Regions from separate parts of the Mus musculus genome. Here region 1 is linked to region 2. A link is a contact called in ENCODE Hi-C or POLR2A ChIA-PET data. All regions are on one chromosome and are shown on one strand. Each heading gives the region's core, a stretch centred on a gene start or an enhancer-like site at or near the end of the contact. The rest is flanking DNA. Distances are from core to core; before and after follow the strand shown.

Evidence for each region. A loop is a pair of places that touch in the nucleus more often than their neighbours do. ChIA-PET counts read pairs that join two places held with the same protein, here RNA polymerase II (POLR2A).
Region 1: a loop to region 2 is called in a map of mature B cell, with 2.4 times the contacts of the local background. The contact joins the promoter of Lrrc28 here to the promoter of Mef2a in region 2. A Hi-C loop is called at or near these places in 8 of 37 maps with a recorded cell type or tissue (T-helper 1 cell, T-helper 17 cell, T-helper 2 cell and 4 more). POLR2A ChIA-PET finds 5 or more read pairs at or near these places in 1 of 5 experiments (Patski).

What each region holds. Positions count from the first base shown.
Region 1 is chr7:67,641,615-67,647,162 of GRCm38, forward strand. It overlaps Lrrc28 (leucine rich repeat containing 28), which reads right to left and starts at 3,622. Exons shown (of 10, transcript NM_175124.5): 1 at 3,564-3,622. It also overlaps a transcript of Ttc23 not described here.
Region 2 is chr7:67,371,367-67,376,425 of GRCm38, forward strand. Mef2a (myocyte enhancer factor 2A) reads right to left here and starts at 1,492. Exons shown (of 11, transcript NM_001291195.1): 1 at 1,347-1,492.

The DNA.
Region 1 (5,548 bases), core at 2,372-4,871, 270 kb after region 2:
AATAGAAATAGACCTTACTGGGTAAAAACTCTTTTGGATTTAACATAGGACTCTTTATTCGAACAGAGATCAATTTCTGGCTTTGTGTTTTTAAAGACAGGTTTCTCATGTACCCAAGGGTAGCCTAGAACTTGCTATGGAGCCAAGGAAGGCTCTAAACTCCTGATCCTGTCTCTGCCTCCAAGAGTGCTAGGATTCCAGTTGTAAGTCACACCTCTTTGTTTCTGCAGCACTGAGATCAAACCCAAGGCTCAGAGCATGCTCAGAAAGCTCTCTAACATCTGCTCCGCATCCCCAGAGCCCAGAGACAAATTGCACAGCATGACCAAAGAAAGAGGTGTTAAAAAATACAGCAGGCCCCATTTTCATCTTGAGCTGCTTCATTTTGTATTTTACTTACCTCGAACATTCAAACATATATTTTTCCACTTATGTCACTAGCAGCTCAATTCCCTAACTTCCTACTATCTAAATATTGTCAAATATTCCACATTTTCATTTCTTTTATCTTTTTTAGTCTTTTCTTTACAGCTTTGCAGATAATCAGAAATAGCAAAGAAAGTGGTCAAAAGTCACCAGTCCAAAATACTGCACTGGGAACAGGAACCCTCTATGATTCCATTATAAATCTTTGGGCCTCAGGTAACTCATGTAACATAGCAGTTAATATGTTGGTTAAATTGACAACGAAGCTACATCTGACATCTTCCTAGGCATAGATGGACAAGCTTCACTGTTAACACATGAGGACAGACAAACTTCTTTAGTAACACGTGAGGAAACAGATTCAGGGCTTCCAGAACTTGTCAAAGGTGGAATGGTTCCTAAGGAATTCAAAACAAAGATCTGACCCAGGCCTCGTGTGGGTTCTTAACCATGAAGCACAAGGTTTCAGAAAACATTAAGGACATGAAAGTACACAACAACAAAATTGCTCAAAAAGTCAATCTTTTTTCTAGACATCCCTTCTAGTTTTTTATTGAGAAAAAGTAAAGAGCAATTTCAATTATTTTATTCATTTCAAGACAATAATTCTCAATGAACAGTCATATGAAGGCTTTCAATGAACAGGATTTTATAACTTTGGGGTTAATTTTTATCATTTTCAAAGTCATTTCTTAGCTCAGATGTCAGCAGCTGCCATTTTACTTAAGAGTATTCTATGGAGTGTTCAGTTAACAGCCCCAGATCAACCTAAGAATCTAATACTTCCCCATACTTGTTCCAGCTACTTCCTTCCTCACTTTATTGCCAGGCATCTTTACTTTATTTTATTTTGGTTTTTCGAGACAGGGTTTCTCTGTATAGCCCTGGCTGTCCTGGAACTCACTTTGTAGACCAGGCTGGCCTCGAACTCAGAAATCCGCCTGCCTCTGCCTCCTGAGTGCTGGGATTAAAGGTGTGCGCCACCACGCCCGGCTACCAGGGGTCTTTATATAAAGTGAAGGGAACTATAGCACTGGCTATACTGGTCCCATCAATGCTTTTGTATGGAGACAAAGCCAGAACAATTACTCCAGAAGGGTAATTAATGCACTGAGTACGGGGAGTGGTTTAGATGTCTTACAGCATCCCCAATGTCATACAACTATGCACTGAGTAAGCGGGAGTGGTTCTTTGATGTCTTACGGCATGGCCAATGTCATACCTTCCCAACAGCTGTCAGAGCTCATCACCAGGTTTTCCTGTCTCAGCAAATGTGGGGGAAGCACCCTTCTAGCCACACAGCAGCGCAGCTGGGAGTCAGAAAAGGATAACCTCCTGTCCATCACAGTTTCTTCAATCAAGGCCAGGGTCTCTCTTTCCAAATACATCTCAGTTCCAGCCATCTCTCTCCAGCTGCCCAACCCATAAGCCACCGCCATCTCCTGCCTTGGCTAGCTGTGCCCCTGGCCTCCACATGTCCACTTGCATCACTCCCTACGTATCAATCACAGCAATGGGCCTCTGAAAACACACTCATAATTGCACCTCTTCCTCTCAGGTACGTCTTACTAAACAAATCCTTTAGCAACTCCTTATTGAGAAAAGCAAAGCCTTACAAAGCTTCCTTGACCATCGGGCCCAACCTGCCTGTCCAGCTTCCTCTGTGGCATTCACCAAGTTCCTGACCTCTCTTAATCCCGGGAGCTACCAAACTTCTCCAAGAAGTTGCTGCTCTCCTCTTAGGCTGGAAATGCCTCTCTCGTCTTGCAGGTTTCAACATTAAACTCACCTCCCTATCCCAAACTATTTATTTCCTTGGCTCTCTCTCAGAGCAAGCCAGTTGTTCAGTTTTTACTATTTGTTTTATATTATATGTCTATAGATCTAGATAGATATGCACACCTGTTTACGGACAATTTAGATGAGAGTCTGTAAAACCCTAAATCCAGAGGAATGTTAGTTTCTTCATTTCTGCATGCCTGCATAATACAGTTTCTAAAATACTTTTAGCTTTCAAACAGCTAATAAGTGGATGAAATCAGAGTAACTGTTCCAAGGTTGATTTTTTTTAATCTACCCATTGAGATCACTCACAGACAATTTAAACTCGCTGTCATAAATATCTTATTCTTCACAGCCAAGCAGCACAGCAGACATTAATCCACTTTACAGATGAGGTACTTTGCTACAACCGAAATGCAGGTGGTCCTAACTCCAAAGTCTGGGCACCACCTTTCCTATAACGCAGCCTTTTACAATTATAAAATGTAGCCATTGTGTCATTCTTATAAAACAGCCAAAGATTACACACAAGAAAGTTTCCCTTTTGCAAACTAAAAAACCATATTCAAAATCTTCACTCCCTGTAGCCAGATGGCTCTCTCTGAATGTTCCACCTGGCACCGGTTACTTCAAAAGCATCATTAGGCTCTGCTGAAATGCATCTTCGTACAAACTCGGAAATTACGTGTATGCAAATGAAATCCAAAAGCTTCCAAAGATGAACGTACTCTTGGCTTCCCAATATGCACTCACTGGCAATACAGCCTTTTTAAGTTCTCCTGGCCCTTTCAAAACGTCACCCCCTGCCCACGGTTACTGTAAATAATGTAACGGGTATTGACTAGATACATTTGCTCCTTCAGTTTTCTGAAAGTCCAACACCAGTCTTCTCAGGAGAAACACAATAATCTCTCAAGTATATCCCCATTTTAAGTACAGGTATTTTAAAGAGTAGCCCATAACTGACTTCCCAGTACTTAATTTGACGGAATACACAAGCCGGCTCTCTAACACTGGAGATCAGAGACAAACTGCATACTACAAACATCTGTAAAAGGCTGTTTTCTCCAGGAGAAAAACTACCAGACGTCTTGGTTTTGCCCGAGTTAGTTCGAGTCTAAAGGTCGTAAGAATTCGGAAGCAGGGAGCCCAGGGGCAGGGACTCAGATGATGATACCGGGATACTCTGGTACCAGGGGCCATGGAGGACACGGCAGCGGTGGGGATCCAAGGCCGGACAACCCACTGTTCCTCTCCCAGAGGCCCAGGCGCTTCTGTGGCGACGGGGATGAAGCGTCCCCACGGGGAGTCGAGCCAGCGGCTTCGACCTGTGAGCCTGGAGACCGGACACTCACCTCGGCGCCCGCTGACCGGCACTCAGCGGCTCAGGCTGCGCTGGTAGGCAGTCTAAAAACACAGGGAGGGCGGGGCTACGGGGCGGAGCCTGCGGAGAGGCGGGCCTGGCTAACTGGAGTAGGGTTCGGGGAAGAAGGGGGCCAGGGCAACGAAACCTCGCGATAGTTCGCCTCAGTTCTCGCTGTCCTACAATAGGCGGGATGAGAGAGTCATTTTCAGAACCAGACGCTTATTGGCTGAGAGCGCGACTTCCTCTAGCGTCCTGGCTTCCGGCTCCGGCTTGGAGCTGGGTGTTCAGAAAGTGGGTGTACTGCGTTAGCGTTTAGGTGGGTTGTTTAGATGGCGCCAGCCTCAGCGTCTCCAGTCAGTTCTTTTAGTCACACATTCATTCCGCTGCCAACAGTCAAACTCGACGTCGAGCGATTAAATCCCTGGCATCGCCCTGTGTAGCCTTGCATCTGTTCGATCAGCCATTCCGGCTACTGTTCCACCGCCAGTCTGACTTAAACAGAAGCCGTCGGGCTTAGGTAACGCAAGTCAATGGAGTCAACAAGCAGAACTTAAGCACCGGATTTAATGTCTCCGAACGCTCACTGATCGCTGCCGAAGGTGGTGTCTACCTTTAGACAAGCGTGGCGCAGGCATGGTGCTGCACGCCTGAATCCCAGTGATCTGAAAGTGGAGACAGGAGTAAAGGCCAGCCTCAGCTACGTGAAGGCACTGCCTCGTAAATAAAAATTTAAAAAGAAACAGGCCCTAGTGTGAGAAATAACTGAGGACAATCACAATTTGGTGAAATAACCTGGCAGTTCCTGTATGGCTAAGTAGACGGTCGATGAATACCTTAAGACTAAAAACCCGATTGTTCTGATGCAGCAAGCCTCTGCTACTCTAAGGCTGAGGCTGTAGGTGAAACCAATCACAAGTATTTCAAAAAGAAAGGGTGCAGGTGCGTAGCTCAGTAGAGGCACTCAGGTCAAGCCCCAGTACCAGGGAAGAAAAGTGAACATTTTTTTAAATGCAGTGCACAGAGATGCAACAACTTTCGATCTTTAAAATTTCCTCTAAGACTTAACTCTATTGTTTGACGAAACCCATTATGTACATGAGGTGTCTCAAATCCATCCCCCGCCCCCCATTAGGACTTACCCTTTGGGGGTTGGAGAGATGGCCCAGGGGTTAAGAGCACTGACTCCTCTTTCAGAGGTCCTCAGTTCAATTTCCAGCAACCACATGGTGTCTCGCAACCATCTAATTAATCTGATGGACTCGGATGCCTTCTTCTGGGTTGTCTGAAGAGAGAGACAGTGTATGCACATACATAAAATAAATACATCTTTTTAAAAACAAACAGAAAACCTTATTCTTTGTCCTTTAAAAAAAATTGATGAGCTTTTGATCAGTCCTGGCTCGACAAAACAAAAACAAAAGGATGTTTGTTAATTTGCATAGGGGCTTCTTGTTAGGCATCCTTATTTTAACTATCCAGCCATCTATCTAATTATCTGTAAGTAAAAATAATATGACACTACAGGTAACTAAAGAATGCTGAGCTCAGGAGAAATAGTATTCCCCCAGGAAAAGCACATCAACTGATTAACCAATACCAAATGGCCAGCCCTGAAAACTCTCTCTCTCTCAACTAACAACAACAATTAAAGAAAAAAGAGGCCATGAATATGAAAGAGAGCAAAGGAGGGCTACATGGGAGGCTTGGTCAGAAGGGAAGAAAAGGGAAGCGATGTAATTATGATTTCAATATACATGTATATATAATACTAATAATTGGAGTTCACAAGAAAAGGAATAATAGAAAACATTTCTGGAGTCAGCTTCTTAGTTTTTGTCTTAATTTTGCACATTGAGGTCCAAATTTTGCTCATGAAAAGTGAATCATGTTAAAATAGCTTTTACTCCCTCTCCAAATTGATGTTAAAATTCCTATATTGATAGTATGACCACTGTTAGAAATTTAGTTGTTTTG
Region 2 (5,059 bases), core at 242-2,741:
CATCCTCATTTCCTAAATTCACAGGAAAAGAAATGTCATTTTAGTGTGTTTTAAAACACACACACACACACACACTACTTTGTTTACCTTTTCCTCAGACTGTCCAAGTACTGCCAAGGTAACATAGATTTTAAAACTGACAACTAGACTACTTAGCAGTTGCCAAAACAACGCAGCTGGATTCTTAAAGGGAAAGTACTCTTGTGTAATATACACCTAATTACTGCTTTACAGAACCTCACTGTCATACAGTAATGGATGTTTCAAGAAAGACATAAGAGAAACACGATGCGCTGCGCTACAAACTTGAAAACTGTTATACAATATTAGTTTTAAAATAGTTGTCAACACATCGCAGCAGGTCTTTCTAATTTCAATTTCTGGAATCCCAATTTCACAGTAAACATACAGGTTAGCGCGACGGTGTAGTCAGTCTACACTCCGTTGCCTTCTGGATCATGATGACAGGGGCTTCAGAGCTCAGGGACCTATTTAAGGTCCGAGTGAGCAAGAATTTGATAGTTACACTTTTCCAGGGGGAGGGGGGAAATGCTAATTCAGAAAACGCTCACCTTTCCCAAACTTGTCTGCAATATCACTGATCTTTAATCCTCAACCGCCCAAAAACAGATGACATCGAACCCAAAGGCAAAGTTTCCATCTCACCCTGAGACCTAAGGCGGGATCTACCCGATTGCAAGGAGCGGGTCCCTTCTGCAGCCCCGACTCCCAAGACCTTTTCCCCGCACCCGCAGGTGCTCGAACCCGGCCACCGCCCGGGCCAGGTCCAGACACACAACCTAACGCCGATATCCCCACGGGAGAGTTCGACCCCCTACCTCCCGCCCCAGTGAACCAACCTTCCCCCCGAAGCAGAAGTGGGGGAACTTTAAGTGCGACCACAGGGCCGGACGCCCCCCGCACTGGCGGTTTACGGAGCGGGGAGACCCCGAGATCCGCGACGCTGGAGGAATGGACCGAGTGGCTCCGCGGCCCCCTGGGAACTCCGTCAACTTTCAGGGAGGAGCGGGGCGGCGCGGCTGGGGGCCCCAGAGGTGGCGCGCACAGGGAGGCGGCTCGCGACAGTCCCCCCCGCGGGCCCCCGCCGCCGCGCCCGCAGCCCCCCGGGCTCGCCCCAGGGCACCCCGCCCCCACCGCACGGGGCCGCGCCCCTCCGCTCTCCCGAGGGCCCGGCCGCCCCACGCCCAGCCTCGCCCCGGCGCCCGGAGCCGCGCGGGCACCCCTCCTCGGCCTCGCAGCCCCTCCGTGGTAGTGCCCCCCACTCCCAGCGCGGCCCGACCCCCTTCCCAGCCGCCGCCACATCCCCGCCGCCCGCGGCCCCTCACCGAGTCTCCGCTACTGCCGGCGGGCGCGCACACGCCGCAGCCCCGGCCCGGCCCGCCACAGCACTCCGCGCCGCCCGGAGCCGCCTCCTTCAGCCCGGGACTCGCCGGGACATCCGCGCACGGATCCCCACACCGGGGCTATTTTTAGGAGTCAGGCCTCGGCCAGGCCGGAACTCGTTCTTCGCGGCGCGCGTGCGCACTGCGAGGACGTCTTGGTGTCCCTCCGCGGGCCTCGCCTCTCCCTTCCTCTCGGCTTCCTCTCTTTCTTCTCTCCCGGGCTCTCCTTTTAGGGTATATTTCTGCTCTCGGTGGGTCCTGAAGGGTTTGTCATGGACAAGACGAGGGACTAGTCAGAGAGAGCCGCGCCTTCTCAACAGCTAGCGCTGTGGCACAAGGACAAGAGGGGCGGACTATGTTTTTCCGGGTGGGTGAGGCGACAGATCACCCGGCACAGGAAGGAGATGACGGCTGCTTGGCGCCGGGGCTGCAGCCTGGAGCGCGCTTCCCTCTTTGAAGGACCGTGTTCTCCTGGAAGGGATACTGGTCACTTGATGAGGGCCTGGGCGTGGCGGGCCGGTGGCGTCGCGCCCCCGCCGCCTCCTGGTCCAGCCCGGGCCCACGGCTCCGGTGACGCGGCGCGTGACTAGTCCCCGCGCTTGGTCCGTGACCACAGCCGAGAGGCCCGACCCGGCGGGACGGCCCAGACGCCCTGTGCGGTGCTCGGGACCGAGGCCAGCTCCCCGCCCTCGTGTGCGCCGGGCCTGCCCAAACCTCGGCTCGCCACGCCCTCACTGTGGTCGGGGCCACACCTGTGTCCAGGCCTGGACAGCTGCTGGGTCACCCCCGCCGGGCCAGCAGTTGGATGCTGTCCCTGGCCACCCAATCCCAGCAGGGGCTTGGAAAGCAGAAACACCTTGAGAATGAGGCAACCTGCCTATTTGGGCTACTAATACTAGCTAGTATGGATTAGTGGTAAACTGTATCTCACTTAGTACTCACATCGCAGTGAAGTTCACCTCATTTTCTGTTCCCATTCGGCAGATAAGAAAGGAAAACTGAGAACCACTCTGACCACGCAGGGTCACACAGCGTCAGAGAAGGGCCATAAGGATCTGAATTCCTAACTACTCGACGAACTGATTTTTCTGAGGGGAAAAGATGTCTTTGAGACAGCACTTGTATTTTGTTAACTTACTGATTTTGTCCAGAGAAGGCTTATGGGGGTGACTCTCTGCTGGTCCTCACCCCCAAAAGTTGCTACCGCTGTAGAGGTAATAAGAATGTGATGGCTGGTATCCGAACCCAGAGCTGCCCATGCAATGGGCACAAACCCTCATTCGAAAATGAGAGGCTCAATTCTGTGGTTAGGGCTTTAAAACAAGTCTTTGGGGGTGGGTGAGCAGATGTGCGGAGGAACTGGGAAGTTACAAAGGAAGCTGGAGGCTCTCTGGCTTCCTCCCTCAAGGACAACAAGGCAATGTGCTGGAGAGAGGCTGACACAAAGGCAGTACAGAGATACGAGATTACCAGACACTGGAAAATAAGCCCAGGGCTTCTACTCAGGGCCTCGCTTCAGTGTTCAGGGGAGTTTGGTGGAGGGGGGTGGCAGGGAGCTGTTATCTTCCCCTCTAGCCTGTCAGGCCCTTTGAGAGGAAAAGGCCTGTGCCCAGGCTGCAGGGAGGATTTTAAAACACACTAATTCTGGTGTAAAGCAGCAAGGTATGAGGAAAGGCACGAGTGTTATCCCACCAGAAGCCGCAGCAGCTGTATTCAACTGTTCTACTCCAAGAGAATGGCTGTTCTGGTGATTTCCACTAAAACTAAAGGTAAAGGAGAGTGAAGACTAGGCCCTTCTCACCAGCTTTTCACCCTGAGAGAGAGGGAAGGACAAAGAGGACAAATTGTTTCAGAAGACATTTGACTCTCTCATAGCTCCCCCATCCCTGCCTTCTGTTTGCAGTCCTCCTGGAACACAGGAGACTCAACTCCAGCCTGTCCACCCATCCCATCGCCTAATGCTTTTGGTCACCCTAGAAGCCAGGCAGAGGACTTGGCCATAAGTGCAGCCAAGGGAAAAGGCTGTTTGCACAGTTTTAGAGAGAACCCTTTTTCTCAGCATCTGCATCACAATATCATTGCCTAAGAATTAGGAGTGATCAGAGGATAAAAAGAGAGAGGGAAGAAGGAGGGGAAGGAAGAGAAGACAGCTGTTGGAAGATATATTACCAAAGCACACTCAACTGTTACTTATAGTTAAAATAAGTGTTTGGGGGAAGGCGTTGAAGCATCTGCACCTGAAGTCCAGTGCCCAGCAACTTCCCAGTGCTCAGCTTGGCGTGGACCATATGCCCAGCATGGCTGTGTGCTGCTGACTCCAAAGGAACGACTGAGGAGCAGCACGTTGTCCTCCTATTCTGTCTGGCCTCCTTAAAGCCCCAGTGAGCGGGCTGCAGGGACTCAGCATTGCTCTGGCACTGGGCCTGAGTGAAGAACAGCCCTTCTTTCTACAAAGAGGCTGCCAGGTCACAGCAAGGATCCAGCTTAAAACACGATACAGCTTCTCTCTTGGTGACCTTGAAAAGGACTTCTTCCTAGGACACAGCACAGGAGTAACTAAAGGAAAGGTCATTAGGGAAGACTTCTTAGAGGAGGCCATGCCCACAGTAAATCTAAAACACTTGATGGGATGCACAGGGACCCTCTGCTTAGCTCTTAGTATGGATGGAAAAGAAACAGGATCCCTGATCACCAGGGCAGCCTCTTCTTGCCTGTTACCTAACTGTCCCCACTCAGAACCCCCAATGGCTGCTTTGTGCACATCAGCCTGTTCCCCCATCTGGAGGGTAAGCCTTTCCCTACCTGGTCCAACTCTGACGAGGCACCATTTTGTACTATGGCCCTTCTCTAAGTTAGTGCATGAGTACTTAGGGGCCTCTTGTACGTGGCACAAGAGAGGATCCATCCATGGCTGACGTGGTGCAGCCTCCAGATGGAGAGCCAACAAGTAGTGATACATGAGGCTAGAAGTGTTCAAAGTGAGGTAGTACAGTATCTGAACATACTGTCTTTTTGCCTCCTTCATCGACACCAGTGGGGAGCTACCAACAGGTACTAAGCCGGTGAAAAGCTTCATCTGTTTGACATGTTGGGGAGCAAGAGAGAGAACCCATCCCAACAGATCACAGGAGACCAAGGAGAAATGGCAGTGAAATGCAAAAAGGGACCTTAGACTGGGTTCTGGTATTAAAGGGAGACATAGATGGGAAACTGGTGAAGTTTAACTAAGGTCTGTAGTTCATACTTATATGATCGATAATCATATCTTTATTTTAAATAAAATGTCAACATTCAAGGAATAATGTAGTGAATCACCATGACAATTTTGAAAGGTTTTGTTGGTCTAAGATCATTATAAGATAAAATAATTTTGGAATAACAAGGTATTGCTTTAGTATTTTATATAGATTACAATCTCCTAGTTATAATCTTTGAAGTTAAGAGAACTGGAATGCTGGTTGTGTGGAGTTTTTGTTTTGTTTTGTTTTTTTTTTAACAATAGAAAGTAGCTATAAGTCTCACTTCAATGTGAGCAATATTAGAATTGCTGGTAAATGTTGACAAGTATTTTGGAGTGACCAATGTTCTGAGTAGAGGAAAAACCTTAGGAAAAATGTTTCCGTTTCCAACACGACCCAGTAGGGTTTCATGAGTGC